Linked DNA regions of Homo sapiens: region 1 is linked to region 2. The links are chromatin loops, found by intact Hi-C in ENCODE. Cell type or tissue: mammary epithelial cell. All regions are shown on one strand. Links, peaks and the distances in the headings refer to the core of each region. The heading gives the core; the rest is flanking DNA. Region 1 has its middle 210 kb from the start of HAPLN1. Region 2 overlaps EDIL3 (EGF like repeats and discoidin domains 3).

Region 1 (13,123 bases), core at 2,391-10,390, 330 kb after region 2:
ATCAGATCCCATGAATCTTATTCACTATCACAATAGCATGGGAAAAACCCACACCATGATTGAATTACCTCCCACTGGATCCCTCCCACAACACATGGGGATTATGGGAACTACAATTCAAGATGAGATTTGGGTGGGGACACAGCCAAACCATATCAATAAATCTGTGTGATCCTATGTTCAGCACACATATATTTAAGACAGGTCTTCTTGTTGTATTGAACCCTTTACCATTATGTAATGCCCTTCCTTGTCTTTTTTGATCTTTTTTGGTTTAAAGTCCATTTCGTCTGAAATTAGAATTACAACCCCTGCTTTTTTTTCTGTTTTCCGTTTGCTTGGTAGATGTTTCTCTAGCCCTTTATTTTGAGCCTAGGGGTGTCATGGCATGTGAGATGGGTCTCTTGAAGACAGCATACCACTGAGTCTTTTAACACATTTTCTTTCATTTTGACTTTGGATAATCTGATAATTATCTGTCTTGGGGAAGATATTCTTGTGAAGTATTTTGTGTGGGTTCTCTGCATTTCCCAAATTTGAATGTTGGCTTCTTTAGCTAGGTTGGAGACGTTCTCATGGATGATATCCTGAAATATGTTTTCCATATTGTTTCCATTCTTCGCATCCCTTTCATGGATGCCAGTGAGTCACAGATTAGGTCTCTTTACATAATATGGGAGATGTTCCTCCTGGCTGCATCTAGTAGGTTATCTTGGAGCAGGAATCCTCAACCAATGCCCCCAAGCAGAACAACCAAGTCAGTGCATATCCAACAGGTTCTCATGCCTGGAGCTGGCTCTTGTGCTGGCAGAGCTCTGAGCTCATTGCTGTCTCAGAGCCTGGACTCTGATGTGCAGCCTTGGAGCTAGCAGTGGGTAGGGCAGCTGCTAGAGAAAGCATGGTACAGGCTCTTGAAAATGTTTTGAAGTGGTAACATGTTGACTCTGCCAAGATTTACTTTGTAATGCTATCTGCAAAATATTTGAGTTACTTTTTCATTCAAAGAACATTATTTGTAATTTTTATATCAAGAATTTATTGAAGAATGCAAGTAAAACTGAATAATTGTACATTTGTCTTATAGTTTATGGTCTCAATAGCATATTACTGAAAAGAAAATGGATTGAAAGGCAGTGTTGTGTTTCTGAAAACTTGAATTGATAGAGGATTCCACTATTCTCATTAGGACACTTCTACAAATTAATGGGAAATGAGAGTCATTGATGTATATTCTCAAGAGAAAAAAAGTAAAAACATTAACATATTAAAAACACATATCTCTTAACTGGTTATCTTCTGGTTTATGTATATTGACTCTCACCACCACATGGAAATAAGAGCAATAGTTTCCCTATACAAGTCATATTTTTTTCATTGGCATATCATCTTTCAGAATTTATACAGCACTGCCTAAATAAAAATGTAATTGGCCTATATCACATTTCAAGCCCTAAAACAATAACTGTGGCTCAGCTGGAATTTACTGTAGTGTCAAGAACATTTATCAGAAGACATTCATTCCAATGAAGTGGATTCAGTATTATGAGCTAACTTTTAACAAAAATAATGATCCATTTGAGAGTTATAGTCTTACCTGTGCTACAGATTTTGTTTCTAAAGAAAAAGCCAGGCCTGGCACGGTGGCTCACACCTGTAATGCCAACACTTTGGGAGGCCAAAGTGGGTGGATCACCTGAGGTCAGGAGTTTGAGACCAGCCTGGCCAACATGGTGAAACCTTGCCTCTAGTAAAAATACAAAAATTAGTGGGGCATGGTGGTGGATGCCTGTAGTTCCAGCTACTTGGGAGGCTGAGACAGGAGAATCGCTTGAACCCAGGAGGTGGAGGTTGCAGTGAGCCGAGATTGCACCATGGCACTCCAGCCTGGGTGACAGAGCAAGACTCTGTCTCAAAAAAAAAAAAAAAAAGTTATTCACAAGCTCAAACATTGACATTATTAAAAAAAATACAAATACAGAAACTTTAAATTATTAGCATAGACCTAAATTAGGTGTTTTAAAATTGTAAATTCTATTTGCAAACCTAACTCTCCCAGTCTATCCCAAGGGAGTGCACTAGACACCCTATAAGATTGTGCAGCATCTGTTGGCAAGAAGCACATTCTTTCATTTTTCAGGTATACTTTCTTTAAATTGACACACCCAGAGTGCCCATGTGTGCAAAGGATTGGTATCGTTAATATTATCAGTTAATAAAACTAGATTTTGTTTTGCTTTCTCCTCCAAAAGATAAATCTCAAGTTTGGAAATCAGACAGATCTTCTGGGTTCAAATCTTCTCTCCAGCTTACGAGTAGTTTTTCCTCTGGAAAATTTCTCCTATGAAAATATATACATACTAGACCTGACATATAGATATTCTAGACCTGAAAAGTATATATACATATATATATATATATATATAAAACCTATACCTGCCCCTGATACTCACAAGAGGTGTTCACCACACTTCAGGGTTATTTGATATATTTTTTATTTTTGTTTTTGTCACTGTGGCAGGAATATATTCACACACAAAAAAAACACACCAAAACAAAACCACACAGGATTGTTACTTTCTTTATATTTCACCTAATACTCCACACACACACACAAACACAAAAAAGTAATTGAGTCATTTCCAAAAGAAATTCAGTTACTTTAGTAATTTCCAAGTTATTTTACAAATTTACTAGTTTCTCCTCAAATTCATTCATTGCCCCCTGCCATTCTTTCATCCTGGGGTTAGTCTAAGCGTTAGGACACATAGAAGGCGATGTGAGTTAGTGGGACAGGAGGCACTCACTTCCTCTTATCTGGCATCTGGTGAGATATACAGACACAACCTATCCTATCAATGACCTCTCTGTTGCCATCCATGTTGAGGATTTTTCTCCATCTGGCAACTTGCTGTTCCATCATGCCATCAGAAGCTACCATCCTTTACCACCACCTCTACTTTACCTGGCAGTGAGCGCTTCTTTGGATGTCTGGGAAGATTCACTAGAGTACAGTCCATGAGGGCTTTCATGCACTGCCGATTCTTAGTCCTACTCAGACATCTATTCTCTACAGATACTTGTAGAATGAATGAATGAATGAGTGAATGAATGAAGAAACAATCAAATATCATGAGATTCTCCGTAGGGAGGAAGATGTGGAGCTATCCTCAGACACTCTCTGCACCCTGCCTCAGCCACTTTCACTGTAGGGAATCCAAGACACTACAGCATAAGCACATCTGTGAGGCTACCAACTCCCATGATTCTGGACTGACAGCAGGCCACAGGTCCCTTCCTGTCTTGATTGATATCCCCCACAGCACCAAAGGGAGAACCAGGTGAGTGTAGACCCTGTACAAATGCAAAAGAGCTGTTCTTCCCCTCCCCTACACCTTTCCTCCCAAGCTCAGATGACCTTGGCTAGCGCCAAGTATAGGAAATGTAACTCATTCAGCAGGGGTTGTCCCCAAAATACTTCCGTGTGACACCTAGACTCCAGCTTTTCTGTCTTAACTTGAAATTAAAGAATTGGGAGAAGACTGCAATGAAAGATATGAAGGTCTGTGGAGAATGAACACATGAGCTAATAATTAATATATAATTGAGCCAAATTCATAAACAAAACTTAACCCTCTCTGAGCTTATTTTCCTATCAATAAAATGAAGGAGCTGAGTAATATGCAAATGGTAAAGCACTCACAATCATTCATCAAAGCACAATGAATTGTGACACAACACACAACATATATTGTTGTTTCTTTATTTGAGGGTCTTAAATGAAATTGGGAGTAATTGTATAACTACATGTAAAATTAAATAGTTCAAAATAGATATATAAGAATTCTTAGTAATTGTATTCTGCAGAAAAAAACACATGAAAAGTTAATCATAGATACTCAAAGGATTGTCATTTGTATAGTTATAATTTAATGTGATAGGTATTGCTAAATAAAGTATAATAAACTAAAAGAGGTAAGAAATATTTTGACATTTGAAAGCATATCTATAAATTTTCCTTTGGATACCGTGTCTCTCCCTCTCTTTGCCTGTTCGTTGTCTATTTCTTTTTGTCTTTCTGTCTCTCCTTTCTCATTCTCATCTTCCTTCAGCTCATTTTTGATCCTGAACTTTTTTACTCATGAATTCAGAAATAGCTTGTTAGGCAAAAAAAAAAAAAAGAAAGAAAGAAAAATCAAACATACTTGTAAGGGTCTAACTCACCTAAAGCCACAAGTCTCTGAATTCACTCCCTTTTCAGTTCAGAAAGCATGCTGGAAAGGAGTCAGTAATGTGCCTCAACTATCCTAGTGTCCCCAACATTGGTGTCAAAATACAAACACAACATTTAAAATATTTTTTTAATTGCACACAGCTTTTACTTCAGTCTGCAGGTCTAGAAAAGCCTATTGCACACAGAACTCTTTTAAGCCAGCTGTTCCAGGGGCAGACTACTGCAGCTTCATTCATGGGGCCATGGAAGGTTTATTGTGGTGGCATCTTCCTAACGTTTGCAGTGCCAGAGCTGTGCCAACCATAACTTTCAGCTAGAGCCATCATTGATGTGTCTGCCAGTCACTCCACTATGTGGAAGACTATTGCTTAGCTTGATGGAATGGTTCACTGTCTTTCTGAGAGATTGCAGCCAGTGTTACTACAGTTGAGCTACAGATAAATGTGGCATTTAAGATGGAATTCTCTCCCACAAACTGGGGGAGAAAAATGCTAGCCCTTCTAGTTTGCTCTGGTTCTTTCTCATTTTTGTTTTACCAAATAAAATATAGCTTATATGGGGGAAAATTATTATTAATAGACATGCTGGAAATCGAAAGTTATCATATCATATTTAAAGGTCTAAATACCCTGTCTTTGTGACAGGAAGTATAGATATTGTTTGATTGGTACGTACAAACAAAATATTCAGCATAGTCTTTCCCAAGTCATCCTAGATGATAGGATTTTAATATGGTATCAGAACAGTAAATCTGACTCACGCACTATGAGCAGAATTCCTGGAACTTCTAGTCTCTTCAAATTCCTTCTTTCTAGCTCAAAAAAGTCTGTGGAAAAATTCATCTATGCATTTTTCCTTTTCTTCCATCTTGTGACATTTACCATTTCCTCCATCATTTCGAAAACGAATGATCTAGTCTTTTACATTGGTATCATTGTAGCTGCTCATGCACTCTGCTCTAACAAACTCCACTTGTGCCAACAGAAATACCCCTTTTCCCTCGTTCACTTCTGTTACTTACTCCATCAGTAGACCACCACCTGGTACTGATCCACTACCCCATTCCTCATAAAGCTATCTGCTCTCATCCATGTTTTCATGTTTCCATGGCCCTATGCATCTAGTTGTTTTATTCCTGGAGCTCCCTGACTTTTAATGGATTCCTAAAATCTAGGCCTAGAAATTACCAGAATGCCCACTATGCTGTAATCAACTCCTTACCACCACCACCCCTGGCCATCCAACAGTCAAGCATTGCTTCCTGTCCATCTCCTTTTAAACACTAACAATTTCCTTCTTTCTAGTGGGGCGTTTCTTTTCCTACCCAGTAAGCTGCCCAGCGGGGAAGGTGGTCTTTGTGGCCCCTGAAGGCAGGGAATGTCAGTCTTGCAAATACACTACCCTCTTCATGTTTTGCCTTGCCTTTTTCCTGAGATCCCGCAGACGCTCACTCAAGGAGCTCCCCCTGGTGGCCTTGCTCATTAAGACAGATCTGAATTGGCAATGGTCAAACAGTAGCCTCTTCAGGAATTCCTGCTACACTATGGATTGCTGCTGGAAGGAATGGAAAAAATATAGAGGTTAAAATGGCATCTCAAAAAAGCTAGCAAGAGAGAATGTTTTTTTTTATTCTTTCAAAGATGGAAGTAATAATTGTCTCCCTTTAAGACCTGCTTATTACACCACATATTTTGTCAGATAACTTTTAGGAAAAGCAATTATCAAGAAGCATGTAAGTCTTAAAAAATAAATAAATAAATAAATAATGGTTGGGAAAGTACACGGAGGTGCAGAGGAGTGCTAGAGAGGTAATCCCATATGTGTGGACCTAAGGAGTGTTCTACAGTATGAAAAGAACCTGGTCACTGTGATAATATGACTGTATTTTGCAGGTAGGGGAAACTAAATTTTCAGGGAATATATACAGTAGAAAATAATACCTCATAAAATCACTGTGGAGGCAACATTGGGATGGAGTTGGGCGGTAACTGTGAAGGGAAAGGAGATATCTCACAGTAAGGAAAAGTGCCTGTTTGTCAAAAGCAGGTAAGGATTTTAAGATGTTTGAAAAACATCAACCACAGAATTGAGTTAGTGAGATTTTCCATGGCCCTATGCATCTAGTTGTTTTATTCCTGGAGCTCCAGGACTTCCAATACCACCACCAACAACAACAATGCTTGTGTCTGGAGCAATAAAATTCCCGTTTCAAGCAATAAAATCCTCTCTTGTCTATCCTGCTTCTTTGAAATGACTTATTCTCTTAAAGTGTTCCATTAGAGAAGGAGTCGGCCACCTACAGCTAGTGAAACCAGCTTCTCAGGAGTGTGTGTGTGTGTGTGTGTGTGTGTGTGTTTTCTGCCCTTGTTCCACTTAGCGGAGTATGCTTCTTATATTCCCTCAAAAAATCAGAACAGATTGTCATTTTGTTCAGAGAAAGACTTGGGGTGCAACGCTAAAAATTCCTGTTGGAGATCTTTCCGTTTGTGATGTATTTTGACCAAGTGAGCTTTTTATCTTTGCCTCAGTAACCTTCGCCTTATCACTCCACAGGAGCCAGCTGCCTTCCTTCAGGTGTCATTCTGACAGACACAACAGACAGCCCTCTCCCTTCCTATCACACATTTATCTAGACTTCCTTGGAGTGAGGAAGCTTTCTCTTTCTCAGGCTATTTACTCTCAGAGGCAAAGGAAAAGTCTTTGCTTCAAAGATTGAGCTGCTATTTCCTGCAGTCAGAGCCACACAGGCTGGAAGAGCACATTGAAGCCTGGTAATCAGAGATTCTTTCATGCTCCACATTAAATAGTGACACGCATAGAGTTGTTTAAAAGGTGCACAACCCAGTATATTTCATTGCAATATCTACACATTAATGTAGTTGAAAGTGGATTTGGAAGTGAGGAATAGATTTAAAGTACAACTTCATGACTCTGCATGAATTTGTCTGGTTTAGACCAGTCTGTTCTAGCTATGCGGAACCACAGCAATAATCAGGCCATTCATAAAGCAGTGTGTGTTCATTGTGGCAGCACATTTTACTTAAAATCTTTTAAATTATGCCATAAAGAATTTGGGCATAAGTCCATTTCAAACCCTTACACTGTCTCAGGGGTGGCCAACATAAAGATTTGTGCCAAAAAATGCCGTCTGGGTTAATTTTAAGATTCCTTTCCCCACCCCCACACACCACATTCATGATTTTATCCACTAGCCACCTAAAAAAACCTACCTACAAAATTCCACCATATGCCAGTCCTGTCCACACCTTCACAAAAACCAACATAATAGAAACTATTTTTCTAAACCACATCTGGAGTCATTACTTAGACCCGCACTTGCATTCTCCCAAGTCACATACTATCTTACCACAAAAGACGATATGGGATGCTTGACATTCTCTTTTTATAAGGTCACCAATCCCTGTGATATGATATGATCCTTGAAACAGTTCATTGTCTCAGACTGTGTAAGAAGTCAAAGAAAGGGAGTGTTAATAGACAAATGAATGTTACATAAAATAAAAATGCGTAGCTTTAATATTTATTGTACTTTCAGCAACACTGAAGGAAGCCCTCATATCTTTATCTCATTTAATTCTGACAGGAGGGCTATGTGGTAGACAGTAATATTGTCTCCATGTTGCATATGAGGAAACTGAAGTGCAGCATGTTTAAGTATACTATTATAATAGAATGGAACAAGGCCCTGTGCCCACACAATCTGGCCTTGAACTCATTCTTAGTCACTATGTTTATGTGACAAGCTTCAATTCATTCATGAAAAATTCTGCCTTCTATACCGTGCTAAGCTTATTCAGAAGTTTAAAAAGAAAAGGACAAGAACAAAAATTGTATCATTGGTTTCATGTCAAAGTTTATTTTCGAAATCAGTTTGTAACTTTAGATAGGTACAATTTTTCCCTTGTCTCCTGCTTTCATATAACTAGAATTCATAAGACTCTATTCCAGAGACCTTTCTCATAAGGCTTAGATGTTTGGGATATGTATGTAAGCAAAGGAGAATTTTTCAATAGAAACTTAAAATGCTAAGACAGGTACATTCTTCATTCACAAATGTTGACTACTGAGGATATCTTTTGCTTAAGGTGAAGTGCTGGGCAGTATATAAAGCAGATTAAACTAAACACATTGGCTGTGATATCTTGCACTGGGCATCAAGTGGACCTGCGCCAGTCAGAGACGGCAGGAAGCTGCATGTCAAAGGGCAGCTGTCAATGTCGGATACACTGGAGGACATCTCCACATGCAGTGAAGCCAGACATGCCTGTTCTCAGGGACTCCACCAGCCCAAGTCCTTTCTTCCCTATGGAGCTTGTCTGCAGATTTCCTCCTTATCTTTCAAAGTTCTAGAAATACACAATAATGACTGCAGCCTGTCAAGGACTGTTTTTCCAGCTTGAATCCAGTAACCAAAGGCATCTGCCACATGTTGTTTGATTTCCTGGCCTCCCTCAGCACCCCCACCTCATCACCAAAGCCATTTTAATTAAAAATGATGCAACATGCCTCCAAACCTTCATTCCATTCCTCTTTACTCAATTTCATTCAGAGTTCCACTCCTTAAGAAAAACACATTCCTCAGTTTTTTGTCCATTTTGCTAATCCACTGTTCACTCCACCTGTGACAAAACTAGGGGTAGAGGGCTAGGGTGGAGTCTACTTCTGGTGAATAAGATGCAGTGGAATAATCTCTAGAGAGGGAGATAAACTCAAATTATACTATAAGCAATTATAAGGAAATGCAAGTCACACACACACACACACACACACACACACACACACACACACACACACTGCTCTGGAAGCACTGAGGAAGAAAAAATTCAGTCTGCCAGGAAAAAATTGCAGAGTCCAGGAAAGCAGCACAGATGTGGTGCCATCAGGACTAGGCTATTGGCAGAGAATTATGCTGAAAAGGTGAACTGAACCTGGATTTGGAAGAAACTTAAATGCCCTCATTTGGGGCATGGACTTATCTTTAAGCAATGGGGAGCCAATGAAGACCTTTAACCAAGGTACCTCAGAATATATTGCCTTTACTTACTGTTAAAATAAAGGCCAAAGTAATAGTGTCTTAAACAATGTGAAAATTTATTCCTCTCCCTCACAGCAATCCAAGGATAAGTAATCCAGAGCTGTTAGGGCAGCATCCCATTGCTGGAGTCCCAGGCCCCTTCCACCTTGTTGCTCTGCCACCTTAAGCAGGTATCTCAGATGGTTGATGCAGCCCCCCACCATCACATCGGCATTCTAGCCAGCACTAAAGGAGAACAGGGCAGAGGATGAAATAGTGCTTTTGTTTTCAAGTCCATGAGCCAGAACTTGCACCCACCAATTCTTTACATAGCCCCTTGGACAAAGTTTAGTCACATGGTCACACCTAGCTACAAAGCAAGCAGGGAAATGTATTCTTCAGCTTAAGTGTTTGTTACATCAAAGGAGGAGAAGATAGATATTAGGAAACAGCTAGCATTCTCTGCTTTACAAAAGAATAAGTTCAGTGTTTTTAGATACATACTTTTAAAAAATGATTAGAGTGTCTGGAGAGAAGGAGGAGGTCAGTTAGAAGAATATCTAGCAGGCTGGATGTGTGCTGATGATATGATTAAAGCAGGGATGGTAGAAACAGAGAAGAGGAAGATCATGTTGTTGGCCATACATCAGAAAGGTCCAGAAGCTGGCATGTCCAGCATAGAGGTAAGTATTGCCAAAAGCATGGATTCTGCCTACTTTACTAAATTGCTCCATTGAGCAGCAGCAGCCTCAGAACAGCCACTTCAGGCAATCCTCTTTTGTGATACGATATAAACTCATGCTCTATTCTGGTCACTGTGAACTCAGTTGCTGCTTCCCTTTGCTCAGTATCACAGTGCCCTCCTGAGCTCAAAGTGGCACATCGGGCTCAGGCTTGCGTGATGAGCATGTTGAACACAGGTGGTAATTAGTAGCAGGAGCTTCATACATTGTTGCCTTGGGGAGACTTCCCTCTATAGAGTAACTGTAGCCGAATTGTTACCAACATTTTTATTTTTCAGGCTGACTGATATAATGCACTCTGAATTATGAAGCCATAAAACCATTTATTCATATTCTTTAATGGACAGAGGGAAAAGCATAACCTTCGTCCAGCTGTCTGATGATTCCCAAGATCTAAATTAGGCATGTACATGCATGTTCACTGCTAATATTATTTGGCTACAAATCAAGAGTTCTTTTCACCTCTATGTGTGCATGAAAAGAAGAATGTAGAACACAGTTATACCAAAAGTGTTATACACTTCACATAACTATTCAAAGCCTGGGTGTACATTTTATAAGCAATGTGCTCAAATTCATAGTTGAATGAATTATTTTGTGATTGTAAACACAGATTGATCTCATTCAAAAATCTACTATTAGTGAATATATTGAGAAGCTGCCATCGAGAGAGACTTCTACCTAGGATAGAGCAAAACTTCTCTTGTGATAAATGCTTTCTGTTTCCACTGTTTTTAAGGCAATAATTGAGACAGTTTGGCTCAAAGGGTTTTTCTATTTTGATCCTCTAATGAAGCTGCTTTCTATGACTATAGAATCCCCTTCCTCACTTTTTTCATCTGGAAGCAGGCTACTCATGATTAAAAGTCGACCCTGAAAGTCTTTGTGTCAAGCAAATTGAAGGAACAGAAGGATTGGCCAAATATAATGTCTGCTGTTACAGTTCTTTGACTTCCTCATGTCTATCACATCGTTCACTGCATTGAAGATAGCTATACCCTTTTCAAGACCTTGTCACCATCAAGATATATTGCATCATTGATATTTTAAACTTTATACCCCACTCTCTAACCACAGTCTCCTATAAGTCAGGATCCCGCCCATCCTTACACTCATATAACTGCTTGTCGCTCCCATTCAGACCTTCATTCTCTAGAGGAAAGGAATTCATCCCAGCAAACTTGGAAACTACCTCATCAGCACCCTTGACTCCTCAAGCAAATAGTTATTGAGAGCCTGGAATGTAGGAGATAAAAATATTTATCGTATGATTGAATAAATAGCCCTCTCCCTGTATTTCACTACATGCTTCCAGCACCCTGATCCTGCAAATCTCTACCCTTAAACCAGTCCCAAAACTTACCTCTTCAAGGCCTGTATCTGGACTGATGTCACCTCAGAGGAAAGTCACAGTGCTATGCAGAAGCTGCCGTGACAAATTCTTCATCTGCAATTCCTTATGGACTCCTCGTCCAGTGTTGTTCAGTAGTCTTTTTGCCTTTTTTTTTTTTTTGGCCAGCTCCCTTCTCATGCCCCACAGTGGTCTTCTAAATCTAACCTAGGATGGGTTTCCTTCATCCCTCAGACACATCAAGGGCCCCTTACTCGGGGTAGAGGGACTTGAGTTGATGAGGGCTCCCAGCCATGTTCACCAGCTCCACTTGATCCCCACCATTACAGTTTTGCTTTCCTTCACTCTCAGAAGCAGTAATATTCTTGGAAACCAGCCTCTCTGGGAAACCCACAGACACTATCCCCACCTGGGTTCTTCCTTGTCTCTCTATCTTCTCTTTTCTCTACATTTTTTTCTATTGTAAAGTGAAAAACAAAAGTGCATTTCAATACTGTCTACCTTTATTAATTCTGTGACACTGGGAAGAGAATCTTTATCATATCTTCATATCTGTGCCTCAATTATATTCTATGATAAATGGGAATAATAATAATATCACATTCATTTTAAGTTTGCTGTGAGGATAACATGCAATAGCATGTGAAACATGCTTATTCCCCCATTGGACATTTTAGCAACTGCCTTTTGATTTCCAGTTACTATTGAGTAACAATGCACCCCAAACCTAGTGTTGTAAAATCACAACCATTTTACTATGATCACCTATTTACTCACCTATAGATGAGTAAATTGAATAAAGCACAGCAAGTGAGAACTTTCATTACCAAACTTTTTAAAGGTTGTTAGTAATTATTTCTGTATTTCTCAGTAAATCCACTCCATCAATGACCAAATAATCATCACATCTACCTTTTAAGTATTTAACAGATTTGACTATTCCCTTCATAAGCTTTGTGCATAACTTTTCATTTACCAAGTGATGACTCTTCTCCACAGGCTTCTCATTCATAACTTCAACAAGTATTTTTTGACTGCCTTTTCTTTGCTGGGGAATATTTTATGTGCTGTAGAGAGCAGTAATCAAGAGACAGATACTTTCCCATCATTGAGCTTACATCTTAGTGGAATCCCATTATGTTACTTATGACGGCTTATCACTATTAATGGTTTTTCCATTGTTTCGGAAACTCATCTGTGTTAGATAGGGCTCTCCAGAGAGACAGAACTAATAGGATATGTGTGTATACATGCATATATATAGACAGAGAGGGAAAGAGAACAAGTAAGAGAAAAATAAATTTGGTTTAACGAATTTGCTTACACAATTGTGGAGACAGTAAGTCCAAAATCTGCAGGGTAGGCCAGCAGGCTGGAGACCCAGGAAAGAATTGATGTTGCAGTTCAAGTCCAAAGACAGTCTGCTAGTGACATTCCCTCTTCTTCCAAAGAAGTCAGTCTTTTATATTAAAGGCTTTGACTGGTTGAATGCAGCTAACCCACTGTGGGTGATCTGCTTTATCTGTCTACTGATTTAAATGTGAATCTCCTCAAAAAAATACCTTCACAAAAACATCTAGAATAATGTTTGACCAAATATCTGGGTACCATGGCCTAACCAAGTTGGCACAAAAAAATTAATCTATCACAAACCCATCCCTTTTCAGCTTGGCACCCATGTACATTTTCTTAAACCATGTTAATCTCCAAATAAAAATGACAAGGTCATACTTTTACATAACATGATACAACTAACCTGTGTG
Region 2 (13,123 bases), core at 1,781-9,780:
TTAGAGCCCAAAACATTTTTGTCTTTTTATCCAGTAGACCTTGATTGAAGCCTTATGTCATCAGCTGTGAAATTCAAATAGTCAACACTGAACAGCAGATTTTCTCCTTATTTTCTTCAGCCCAATATACCCTTAGCATTTGAAAACCTAGCTAAAAAGAAAAATGTCTTAAAAATAGTGAGGCAAACCACTGGATAACATCTAAGAGATGTCCTGCTTTAAATTAGCATTAATGTGGTTTTGAGTGAGTCTAAGTCTAAGAGGTTTCTTTGTTCATTTATTTGATTTTTGTCTTCTGTGGTTATTTTTGGATTCTGTGGACACTGAGGTGGAGAAATGGATGGTCTTTTATTGCAAGGATGTCTAATGATTTACCAGTAAAATAGCAGATTCTATCAATGAAGATATAATTATTCCTATTGACATTTGTATCTTATTTCCTTCTGTATACTTCCAAATTGCAAGGTGGTCTGCAATAATAACTAGAATTTACTTTTAAAGTACATATGAAGGTAAGAATCAGATTGCACCTTCTTAACAAATTTATTTGAAATTTAAATTGGCCACACTCATAAGCTTTAATTGTGAGAAAAAGCTTTAAATCAAAACCTATGCATCAAACTCATTAGAATGTTCAACAAGTGAAATATCAATATTCAACACAAATGGTCTCTAAAGAGGCACAAAAGCAAATTGTGAGGCTATTGTTGATTTTTAAAAATGACATTTATTTTGTTCCACACAATTTCACAGGTAGTAAGTCATAAGGGTGCTAACATTTTCTGTGAGTTTTACCAATTTGAGTATGCAAATTCTCATGAACTTTATCTAATTTTAACTAGAATTATTACTCACTTGTGTACTAGAGTTGGCTCATTTTGTCAAATATTCTGTCTATAGATTGGTTCAAAACTCTCGCTTCTACAATAGAAGGCAAAACCTTTATTTTCTTTCAGTTTTTAAGTGAAATGATAGTACAGTTCAACAAGAAAGCAATAGATTGAAGATGAGGTTGTAATGCACAGAGCTGCATTGTCACAGATGCAAAACATGAATTTAAATTGTCTCTGCATTTTACTTTTCCATATGTAAGTATGTATTGCAATGTTCTTCACATTTAGTTTGTTGAGATATTGAAGAAATTTAATAATGTCTTGTGTTAGTGAGGTAACATTCTGTGGTGATATATTACTACTTTTTTGCTTTTACTTCTATATCTGTATACAAATTTCTTTACAGAAATGGAGAGAGGGCAGGGATGATGGTGCAGACATATTCTAGGTGGCTGCCAGCACTTTGAAAAGAGCAGAGAAAATGGAGAAGCATGCATTCATCTAAATAAATTATTAGGATATTTATATAACTGTCAATACATAAATACATTAACAGTACTATGTAAATACATTAATATGTAAGAAAGAGTTCAACATGTAAATTCATAAGTACATTAGCCTGTAAATATTAATACAATAGTATATGTTCAGTAGATGTTTACTGCATATAAAGAGTAAGCTTAGTAGAATTGCCCTTGATTACCAGGAACACAGAGGATCAAATGTTGGGCTTTAAATTATCAATCAGTTTCTATTAAAAATGTGTTGCTGGCAATAAACACTTATTGAGAGTTTTTCCCCTGTCTTCCTTTCTGTTCCTGAAATCATCTCTGTCTTACCTATCATGAGGGCTGACCACTTCCTGTTCCCTGTGCCTAGAATGCTCTTCGTTAGGCTTTAACACCACTGATTCTAGTTCATTCTTCAGTTTGCAGCTCTTGTGAAGGCCTTGCTTCACTGTCTGTCATAAATAACCAGTTTTATTTGCTGTTTTTCTCATCAGCCTGTTTCTCCCTCCTCTCATGGCTTTTATTACAGTGAGTGCTACCTTATTTATTTGTGGCATATGAATATGTGATTAATGATTCAGTAATTCTCTGATATGTGTACTGGAGACAAACACTAACATATAAAGAAACCTGAACACAAACTATCCAAGAGTTTAATTATCAGTGAACAAAATCAGCTGTCCTTTCTACCTGATTCTCAGTAGTACCAACATAGAATTTTCTTCTTTGTATGGCATGAGAAGTTGTATAATTATATACTAAGCTCACAGAAAATGCACAACCACAATCATAAAGGTACCTATTTTAGGCTTTTCGGTTTTTTTTAACCATTGTCTTCTGCAATACCAAGTAGTATTTTATAGGTGCTCACACACTTTGCTGTTGAGGTTAAAAGGTCATGGATTGCAAATGGGTAATGAAGTAAAATAAGATAGTGCCTAAATCACCTTGAACATGAGGTGACTGGCAACAAGTAGGAGGTCAGTGAGAAGAATGAAGACAATGTTGATTTCATGCAGAATCATGCAGTCCGATCAGAACTCTGGAGAGTGGGTGGAAAGAGCAGGCAAACAGTAAGTTAAATTTAGCCTGCAATGATTTCTTGCCCCTGGGAAAAATAATTGCTTTATTCTGTTGCCAAAAAGCAAATCGGCATGAGCTTAATTTGCCTGAATCTGCCATAAACTGCAGATGGAACCATAAAACATGGTTAGAATCAAATTAAACACATCTGTCCTAATCTAAGCAGGTGAGGCCAGCCGGCCAAGAAACATCAAAGTATAATGCTACACACATTACAATATGCAGAAGTATATTTTAGGAGCCTGCTGACAGTAGGATAAATAACCATGAAATCTTATATTGCCCTGTTTTCCTTTCCTTAGCCTAACCTCTTCTACTGGTTGTCATTGCAGTTTTAAAAGACTTTACCAGACCAGGTGTGGTGGCTCACGCCTGTAATCTCAGTACTTTGGGAGGGCAAGGCAGGCAGATCATGAGGTCAGGAGATCGAGACCATCCTGGCTAACATGGTGAAACCCTGTCTCTACTAAAAATACAGAAAATTAGCTGGGCATGGTGGCGGGCGACTGTAGTCCCAGCCACTCTGGAGGCTGAGACAGGAGAATAGCGTGAACCTGGGAGACAGAGCTGGCAGTGAGCTGAGATCGCGCCACTGCACAGAGCGAGACTCTGTCTCAAAAAAAAAAAAAAAAAAAAAAGACTCTACGAACATATCCACTGGGAAACAAACAGAAAACAATTATTGATTTAAAGTCTAGGAACCTATTGCATTTTAGTCAGAATTTCTTACCTGAGGTGCTACTGCCTTGGATAAACTGACATTACAGAGGATCAGAAATCCCTACCGTGTATTTTAATTAGATGTGAAATTCTAGCCGAGAGAGTTTGTTTTCACTTAAGGTATCAACCCACATCTGTACTAACCACTGAGATTATGGCCGTATAAAGGAAATAGGCTGAGATATGATGGTTTTGACCTAAGTAACCGTATAACTCATTCAAATCAGGACAGTTTTGAGAGTGAGAGGGGTTTGTGGGTCCCCGTGGAGGTGCACGGCTCTAATCCTTCTTTAAGAAAGAATGTGCTGTCCAGCTACAAGTATGTAGTTAGCTGACAGCCTCCTGCAGAACTTTCAGGACCCTACTTGAGCCTTAGGCCCTCACTCTACCTGGATTGCCCTAGTGCCTGTCATTCCTGACCTAGGGGAATTCCTTCCAACAATAATCTTTGCTCTGGAGCTCCCTGTGTGATTGACTAAGACTTTCTCAAATCTGCATTATAGACTGAGGCTCTCCCTGGTCAATCCTGTCCCGACCATCCCCACCCTCATGTCTTTCATTTATTTTTATTGGTGTCATACCTATATCGCAAGTTGAAGCTTTTCCTGCTCATTTCTGCTTCCTCCTCATTTTGTCATTCGCAGACATTACTTCTCAATAAACTTGTTACGCTCTTAACTTCATCTTAGCATCTCCTTCTTGGAGAACCCATCTGATTAAAGCATGCTACTAATGATTATGTATAGAGAAACAGATTTTAAACAAAATCTATAATAACCCTAATTATGTTTGTTGTTTATCCTCTACTTTGTCCAAGATCAAAACTTTGGTTTCTATTGCCACTGTCCACCCAACACAGTTGCATGTGGGGCCCTTATTAATTTCAGAAAGACTTTGACATGGTAGACCACAGTTTAATAAACTGAACATTTATACCGGGCTACAATGGGCCAAGCATTAACTTCTTTCTTTTATGAAGAATCTTATATCTTTTCCTCACTTATTTGTTGGTATGCCTAAGGACCTCTCCTCTCTTCGTTTCTCTTTGCTCTCATCCCCTCCACTCCCTTCCCCTGCCCTCCCTTAATAGACTCAGTGAAATATAGTATTAACCTTCATACTTAACAAGTCATGTTTAAGCAGAGGCTCTTTAATTCTACATCTACTTATATAATAGCTTAATCGGACATTTTCATTTTAGATCTTCTACAGACTTTTCAAATACAATAATCCCTTTAAAACTGAATCTACTATATTTCCTTATAAAGGATGGCTACTCAATCATCCAGGCAGGAGCTCTGGAAATCAACCCAAATTTTTTGCTCTTCCTCAACCCCTGGATCAATTTGGTCAAAATATCATCTTGATTCTACCTTGTACATGTTTCTCAAATCTATTACCTGTTTTCTCCCTTTCAAAAGATAGTATGCTAATGATGGAAATAAGATGAAAATTTCGAGTGTATTAGAAATGTGTTTCCATAAGCAAAAAAGAAGAACAAAAATTACAAGGAGAAGAGAGAAAAACATGTCAGTTAAACAACAGTTGGCATCTCTAAGATATAATGAGACTTGAGCAGATAGTCCTGTCTCATTTTGACCACAGAAACATGATATGACTGGCCCACATGCCTGGTAGAAAATTGACTCGATTTAGCATTATCATCTAGAGAGGGCAGCAGAGGGGCCATGGAAGGTTTCTTAAGGCACCAGAAAGGATTCTTAAGGCACTCTCCATAATGATGGGATAATTGAAAGAACCTCCTTTGGCCCTGGGTATATCAGGACTGTAGGCCTACCTCAGTTACTATCTGATGCAAGAACTTGGTTATAGGACAGAGTGGGATCTGAAAGAAGGGTTCTTATTTTTAGGTAAATATGTAAATATGAGACTGTGTCCTTACACTGATTACTCCACATAGGTGGGTGGGTCTTGATTTGGGGGAACTTTTATTCTGGTTTCATTACCTAGTATTTATTAACTAGATTTGATATTAAATGATGCCTCTTTTGATTTCCCTGTCTGTAGCCACCTCTATGAAGGGTCAAGAGAATCTTCATCATTTTTTTTGAGACTACTTCAAACAATAAATGCATTTTCCTTTTTCCCTCGGCCCAACCTCCTCCATCTGATTCAACACATTGCTGCCTTAGTGATTCTTCCAAAGCACAAATGTGGTGATACACTTTCCCATATTTCAAGTTCTTTTATAATTTTCCAGTGCTTGAAGATAAACTCCAAAATTTTTGGCACAGCATACAAGACCTTGATTCATATGGCCTTCCTACCTTTTGGACCTCATCATTTTCTATTTCTAATACGTATTTATATTCTAGCTACAGTGGCCTACCTGAAGTTCCTGGAATGAGACATGACCTTTTTCCTTTAAGTGTGTTATTCCCTTTGCCTGGAATATTAAGCATACGCTCTCTCCTCTTCATCACCTGATAGCACTGAGTCTCCTTAAAAGTCTCCACTGGTCCCACAGTTTGGATCATGTATACCAGTTGCAGGTGTTACTACTGTGTAGTATAATTGTAATTGTTCCTGCATTTTTATCTCTCCCACTAAGCTCCATAGTCTGTTATTTAGTTTGGTATATACAGCACTTACCTCAGTGCCTGCCTACCATGCAATAGGTACTCAAGGACTAGAAGGACAGATAGACAAATTGATAGACAAATGGAAGGATAGCTAGCTAGCTATATGTGTGGATGGATAAATGGATAGATAGATAGATGATAGATAGATAGATAGATAGATAGATAGTTAGATGATAAGTATATAAATGATAGCAAGTCTACTGAAGTATCTTTATCAGTCATCAATCACCCCATTCAAAATGCTGCCAGGATTGTCTTCTTAATTTAGATCTGACCATGTCCAAACTTTAAAATACATGTTAAAAATGTTAGACACTCTCTCATTGATTCCTTATCTTAAAAATTACAATGGCACTTTTTAATCCTCCCTGATCTAACATATTTATACTTTCTTAGCCATTCCAGATTAAATACTCCATGGTCCAGCCACGCTAAATTCTTTGGTATTCCCCAAACATTAATTCATTCATTTTATGACTCTCTTTTCTAAGGTCTGCTCCAGCACTTAGGTACTGTTTTAATCTATCATCTTAGTGTGGCTAATGACTTGGTTTATATTTGACAGAAATCATAACCTGAATTTTCATTTTTCAAATATTTTTAAAGTGCTTCATCTGGAAAAGAGTTTAAATAATTCTCATGTGAAAAACCTTACAGAGAATAACATAACTAAGAAATACAAACTAGTAGGAAGTTGGTGCCCAGATGCTTTTTTATTTTGAAAAGTCCCTTACTCATTGAGTCCAGGAGGTGGCAGTTTCACCTACAAAGCTCCCTTTAAAACTGTATGGGTTTTTGTGCATCTGATTCAAATCCTGTGTGCAATAAAGCCACACCCATGATTCTGTCTGAAGCCTGCTTTTTACTCCAGACTTAATCAGTGCTACTTTGGGTGTGTCAGCCTTCTCAGGGACAATCCTTAAGGTCTCTAGAAGCCCTTTTATTTAGCTGAGAAGATCTTTCAGGCTCCACCTGAATTATTTGAAATGTTTTCACAGGGAGGTTTGTAGCCACATCCATGATTGATATTTATGTTGGGCCATGTCTTTCTGGCATTCGATAATTTACCACTTTGAGAGTTGGGAGTTTAGAAACAATTGTGTTTTCTAACACAAGTCCTGGTCCTTGTATACTACTTCCCTTTACTTTCAAATGGACTGGTTCTTTATTTAGCTCATCTCTTTATTGTAGCACCTTATCATATGCAGGCAGTAAGAGCCAACTGATGCTTTAACAGTCTGCCCGGAAATCTCCTTACTCATATGAAAAGTTCATCGCATACATGTTCTACCTCCCCAGTTACCTCAGATGACAGCTTTATCAATTGTTACACACTACATAAAATGGGTAGCCATTTTTCTAGCTTTTCATGGCCATGACTGCTTTTCCAGATACTATCTGCCACCCATTGCCACAGCCAAGGCCACGTATTGTGGGGTTTCTGTTATGTCATAAGTTATTTCTCTGTAGCAGTTTCTTTCTTATCCTTCCACATTTCTTTCACTCATCTCAAGCAAGCTAGCCTGAATTCATTCACATGACGATCTCAGCACTCCAAGAGAGGAAGTAGATGTCTTCAAGTGCTTTTCAAATCTCTGTTGTCTTCAAGTCTGTTAACGACCTACTGGCCAAAGCAAGTCACATGGACAAGCCCAGATTCTAGGGATCCAGAAATAAACTCCTGTCCTTTAAAGAGTTAAAGAGTAAACTGTGTGGATATAAAGAAGGTATTTATTAGAGTAATTAATGACACTAGTCTATTACAGATATTTAGGTTAATATTTATTAACCAATTAGACAACATTCTCTTTACATATTATGAAGGAACTCCAAACTGAACCAATAGCTTTCAGAGGCAGTGTTTGAATTATGCAGTTTAATTTTTGCCATGTTACATAGTATTTTTTTTTGAGTACATGGTTTGAAATGAGTCTTGCAGATCTTATGTGTGAATCTTAATATTACCCTGACTTTTGACTTTGCCAAGGGAACATCCATAGCAAAGTAAACTAGTATGTTTCAATGTCCAAGACAAAAAAAAAATGTCAATTTCGGTTTTTTTTTATGCCTTAGGTGATATTTGTGATCCCAATCCATGTGAAAATGGAGGTATCTGTTTGCCAGGATTGGCTGATGGTTCCTTTTCCTGTGAGTGTCCAGATGGCTTCACAGACCCCAACTGTTCTAGTGTTGTGGAGGTTGGTAAGTGCAAAATTTAAGTATTTCAGTAGTTATCTTTTTATTTCCATGAATAAATGGCAGTTTGGCTGTGGTGCATTATGGAGATTAGTTGTAAAATTGCTATATGTTGCTAATTAGTTTACTTTTGTGTAGGATTCTCAGTTGTATCATTTCCAGTTTATATTGAAATTATATTAATTGTGTTCTTTAAGTTTTAAAATATTTTTAGTAATTAACACTAAATTTAAAGACATTACAAATAATACATAAATATAACATTTCTTATATTTCTAATATTAATATAAATTTAACATTTTATTCTCAAATAAAATACATAACTCCAAAGTCAATTTATTCAAGTTAAATTATCACTGTAAATAAAACAGGATGTTTTTAGGGACTTCGAATATCCATCAGCATTTTGTAGCTGTTCTAATCATTACTTTTCTTAGGTGATAAATATATTTTATATTTCTAAGCATATAAAGAAGAGGATATTCCAGATGCAGTGCTCTTCAAAGTTTTCTAAAAAATTTGCTCTGCAAAAATTAATGTGTCATTGGTTACATTCAAATAGTTTTTTAAAAAATCTGCGAAATATGTATACTTATGGATTTAGAGTAACTTCTGTAATTTCCACATAGGTCCCCATTAAGGAAATAGCTGTACTTTAAAATAATTTAACACCATGTAAACTTGTGCAGAGATTTTCTCTCTAACTAAAGAGAGAAATAATTTTCAAAGTTAATAGCACAGGTAAGTTTGAAAAAAATTTATATTTTTCGCATTAGTACCACGAAGAGTACAAGATGGAATATATCTGTTCATTATAGGAAACCAAACATGTTTTGTCAACCTGCATAAACCTTAGAGAAACAGGACACTTCAATGGCTTTGGGGAAATAGTTTTGAAAAAGAAAAGTAATAGCGTCCAGGGATCAGTCTGAATTACCCATCATTGTACCCAGTGCACCTAACTTAATTACCTTATGCATAGTAAAAATCCAGTAACTATTGGTTGAATGAAAGAAAGAATAATTAAATAAAACCATTAATTTACCATCTTTGGCCATTAGTTACTGGATTGTAGTGTGCTTTATTTTTTTAATGAATTTTCCTTATTTTTTATATTGCATTATGAATATATGTTATCTAAAGAAGTTTATTATTGCTGAAAGGTACTTTGTTCATTTAATTCATCTTCAAAGATAATTCTCTTTTAATGCTTTTATTAACTCACTGATATTTTAGGAGGTTTGACACAGTGCCATCGAAATAAAACTGTTGTAACCACTTTGACCCAGGCTTCAAATATGTACATTTGAGTTTCAGAGTTTAATGTGAGAATCATATCCTCAGGAAAGTCTGTATATCTGAAGAAAATTAGAGTCATAAATACCCCTAGTAGAAATGTATGAATAGAGTAAAATTTTAGTGTTGTATTTTAAGCCCAACAACCCCAAATTGGCAGTGCCTTCGAGTTGTATAATAGTATATAATATTTTTGGCACTATTTGAAAGATCCAAATCTGGAATCAGAGAAACAAATGTAGGTAAATGATTAAGAAATCAGTATCTTAGCAGAATTTTTTTTTTTTTTTTTTTTTTTTTGAGACGGAGTCTCACTTTGTCGCACAGGCTGGGGTGCACTGGCACGATCTCAGCTCGCTGCAAGCTCCGCACCCCGGGTTCACACCGTTCTCCTGCCTCAGCCTCCGGAGAAGCTGGGACTACAGGCGCCTGCCGCCACGCCCGGCTAATTTCTTTTTGTATTTTTAGTACAGACGGGGTTTCACTGTGTTAGCCAGGATGATCTCGATTTCCTGAGCTCGTGATCCACCCACCTCGGCCTCCCAAAGTGTTGGGATTACAGGCGTGAGCGACCGCGCCCGGCCAGCCGAATTTTAAAGTAAATACTTGTATACTTTTGGGCTATACTTTTAAATATTAATCCAACATTCAACATTTTATCTGAAGACTGATACTATGGGCAGCAACACTTTAAAAACTAAGCACGCTGCCATATCCCACCTAGTTCAGTGTGACTTTGGGAAATTAAACGCTTATAGAATTAAATTCTACTCAGATTCATTATTACATATTAGTATACATCTCTGATATTCAGAAATTGGATAGTTATACTGTATTATTTTAAGCTATATTTTTTAATTATACATTTCATACAACCCTATTCTTCTCTGGGCTGTATTTAGGAGTTTTTGGAAGAAATGTATTTAGTTTGTATTTGTTTGATCATTTAGTATAGGATATTAGTTACACCAATTCTATTTTCATGTGCTGGTGTTCTAACATTAAAATACTAGGAAAAAACTTTCCTAAAGTCTTAAAGTGTTGACAGTTTCTTGAATACAACTTTCCTATATTATGACGTAATTTTTATAAAGGATCAGAAAATAATGAGAAATCAAGCACAGTTTTCAAGTTCAATACCTATTTATGACAGAAACATTACCCTATTGCCTTTCTACTGCTTTTTCTTAGCTTCATATTTTCTTGCATATGAAAGGTGTACTAAATATTGATTGCATAGTAATACTTGGTAGTAATGCCTTTAATATCTAGCTTACCTTGGGTCTTTTCATATTTTTAAAACTAATATTGGGATCAAATATTTCAAACATTAGATTACTAAAGACCATCCTGCGTTTTTGTTTCGAAAAAAAAAAAAAGGCCGGGCGTGGTGGCTCACGCTGGTCGGTAATCCCAGCACTTTGGAAGGCCGAGGTGGGCGGATCACGAAGTCAGGAGTTTGAGACCAGCCTGGCCAACATAGTGAAACCCTGTCTCTACCAAATATACAAAAATTAACCGGGCACAATAACAGGTTCCTGTAGTCCCAGCTACTAGGGAGGCTGAGGCAGGAGAATCACTTGAACCCAGGAGGCAGAGGTTGCAATGAGCTGAGATTGTGCCACTGCATTCCAGCCTAGGTGACAGAGAGAGACTCCATCTCAAATAAATAAATATATAAATAAAAATAAAAATAAATGGCTTGGCCAAGGCTTTTTTGTTATTGTTCTCCTGTTGTTATCTAGCACCAATGCAGGAAACAGAGTGTATTGGAATTTAAAAAACAAACAAACAAAAAACACATGTGGGTATTTTGAGGTAATATCTTAAAAGACAAAAAATATTTGAGCTGTCACTAGTCTGTATTTTTCCTTACATATTAGTTACCACAAAGATAGAGATGTGTCTAAGGTTTCTTCTATCCATTTCAGACCATATGAATTTTGAGCCATATATATTATGAAATTCTGAATCTTTATATTTTTAATTTCCAAAGGAAAGAAAATAATCTCATTTATATTTGCTTAGAAAAAGTTGTTTTTTGATCCCAGTTTTTAAAATTATGTTTATCCTGTTTATTCTACAGTCAGACACATACTCTTTTCATTGCAGTTCATCTGGAAAGGAGAATTTCAAATGCATGCTTAGAGAAAAACATTTCATGATTTTACCTCAAACCTTACTACTTTGCAGTAGCTTTGTTTCAGGTTGTTGATATTTATTTCAAGCGATCCTCATCCAGTTTTGTACTTTTATTCTTCCCTCACAAAGCATATAATGTCAGATAAGCACAAAACACTTAACACATTTGCAATCAATACTCACATCACTTGCATTCCTGTGTTACGTAGGATAGTTTGGCAGAATTGACTTTCTCAGATTTGTGAACTTCCTTCACTAGACAACATTGCTTTTCTCTGGACATTTTTTGATATTTCTGTATACTGCATTCTCATTCTCTCTCTCTCTCTGCCTCTCTGTATCCCCACACACAGCTATCACACACCTACACAACTCAATGTGCTCAGCCTCTTAGAGTTATTAAGATTCACTTCTGATATCTGAAAATGGCAGTAGGAAAACTTCTCTTCAAACAAAGCAAAGAAAAAGCCCTTGTTTTAAATTCTTGAATTCGAAGGCATTACCCAGATTAACCAGTGTTTGCACAGATGTGCACTGAATGCTGCCTCCCTCTCCAGAGGATTTGTGGACAGACCACCATGTGGCTAAGCCGCAAATTGCTTCCCAATTACTCACTCACATTCCTGGATGGCACTGTGTAATTGGGAGCTATATTATGACACATTCATTTCATGCAGAAATTTTCTATTATCTCTCTCTCTATATATATATAAATGTTCTATTATCTCTTTCCATATATATATATGGCCAGACTGGTCTCCAACTCCTGACCTCAGGTGATCCACCCACCTTGGCTCCCAAAGTGCTGGGATTACAGGCATGAGCCACCTCTCCCAGCCTATCAGTATATATTATACAGTTCATAAATGGAAATCTTGAGAATTTTTAAATTGTACAAGTTCTGTGGCATAACTATCCTATGTGTGTTATCAGAGTAATCCATTAAACTAGTAAAAAGTATAAACTTTTACAACTCAAATACATAGTATATTAACGTAATCAAAGGGAAAAAATAAGTGACTTTTTTTAAACAAATAAAATCTTAGTTTTCATTTATTTTCAAACAAATATTTATTGAGTGTTTACTAAGTAATAGTTACTTGAATGGTGGAGGGGCAATGATAAACAAGTTGCTGTTTAGATGATGAGACAAATAGATAGACAGACAGACATACATACAGACAGAAAGATGGAGATAGATAATAGATAGAAAAATAGATGATAGATAGATAGATAGATAGATAGATAGATAGATAGATAGATAGATAGATAGAAAGATATGTTGTTATGTGTTGTGATACAAGTACCTGGAGCCATAAAAATATAAAGCAGATGTCTTGCTTTAAGCTAAGTGTAAAGGAATGCATGCCAACCTGAAAAAGTAACATCTAGACATAAATCTAAAAAATAATTTCAATCTATTGCAGACTAAAAACTACAACAAACAACAAAACCTATTCCAGACAGAGAAAATAGTGTGTAGAATAACCAGGAGATTAAAAAAAAAGGTATAATGTCATAAACTGAAAGAAGTTAAATGTGGCTAAAACTTAGAGAGAAGGGACATGGTGGCCAGCACTGACTCTGAGGATGGTGACAAGTGGCAGATACTCTAGAGTTTGGTACAGTGTTTAAAAAAATTTCAACTTTTTACTAAGAAAAACAAGAGATTTTGTATTTCTGTTGGTGCAATATGGAAAACAAATTACAGCAAAATACAGCAGGGGGACAATTTGAAGGC

What was found. A loop is a pair of places that touch in the nucleus more often than their neighbours do. Peaks named below come from ENCODE experiments on the same cell type or tissue, not always from the same donor. Only the 100,000 strongest peaks of a DNase experiment are listed, where the experiment ranks them.
Region 1: a loop joins it to region 2, with 21 times the contacts of the local background. A loop is called at or near these places in 15 of 110 quality-filtered maps.

The regions. Positions count from the first base shown.
Region 1 is chr5:83,919,901-83,933,023 of GRCh38, reverse strand. No RefSeq gene overlaps it. Among named protein-coding and RNA genes, the nearest start is that of HAPLN1, 210 kb to the right of the region's middle. RefSeq lists an enhancer at 5,291-5,792. In mammary epithelial cell, for the core only: a CTCF peak has its summit at 5,697 (motif pointing left); DNase peaks (open chromatin) are centred at 7,213 and 7,573; H3K27ac peaks cover 2,259 bases.
Region 2 is chr5:84,248,911-84,262,033 of GRCh38, reverse strand. It overlaps EDIL3 (EGF like repeats and discoidin domains 3), which reads left to right. Exons shown (of 11, transcript NM_005711.5): 2 at 7,822-7,950. Among named protein-coding and RNA genes, the nearest start is that of EDIL3-DT, 130 kb to the left of the region's middle. In mammary epithelial cell, for the core only: a CTCF peak has its summit at 6,510 (motif pointing right); no DNase peak of the experiment used is centred there.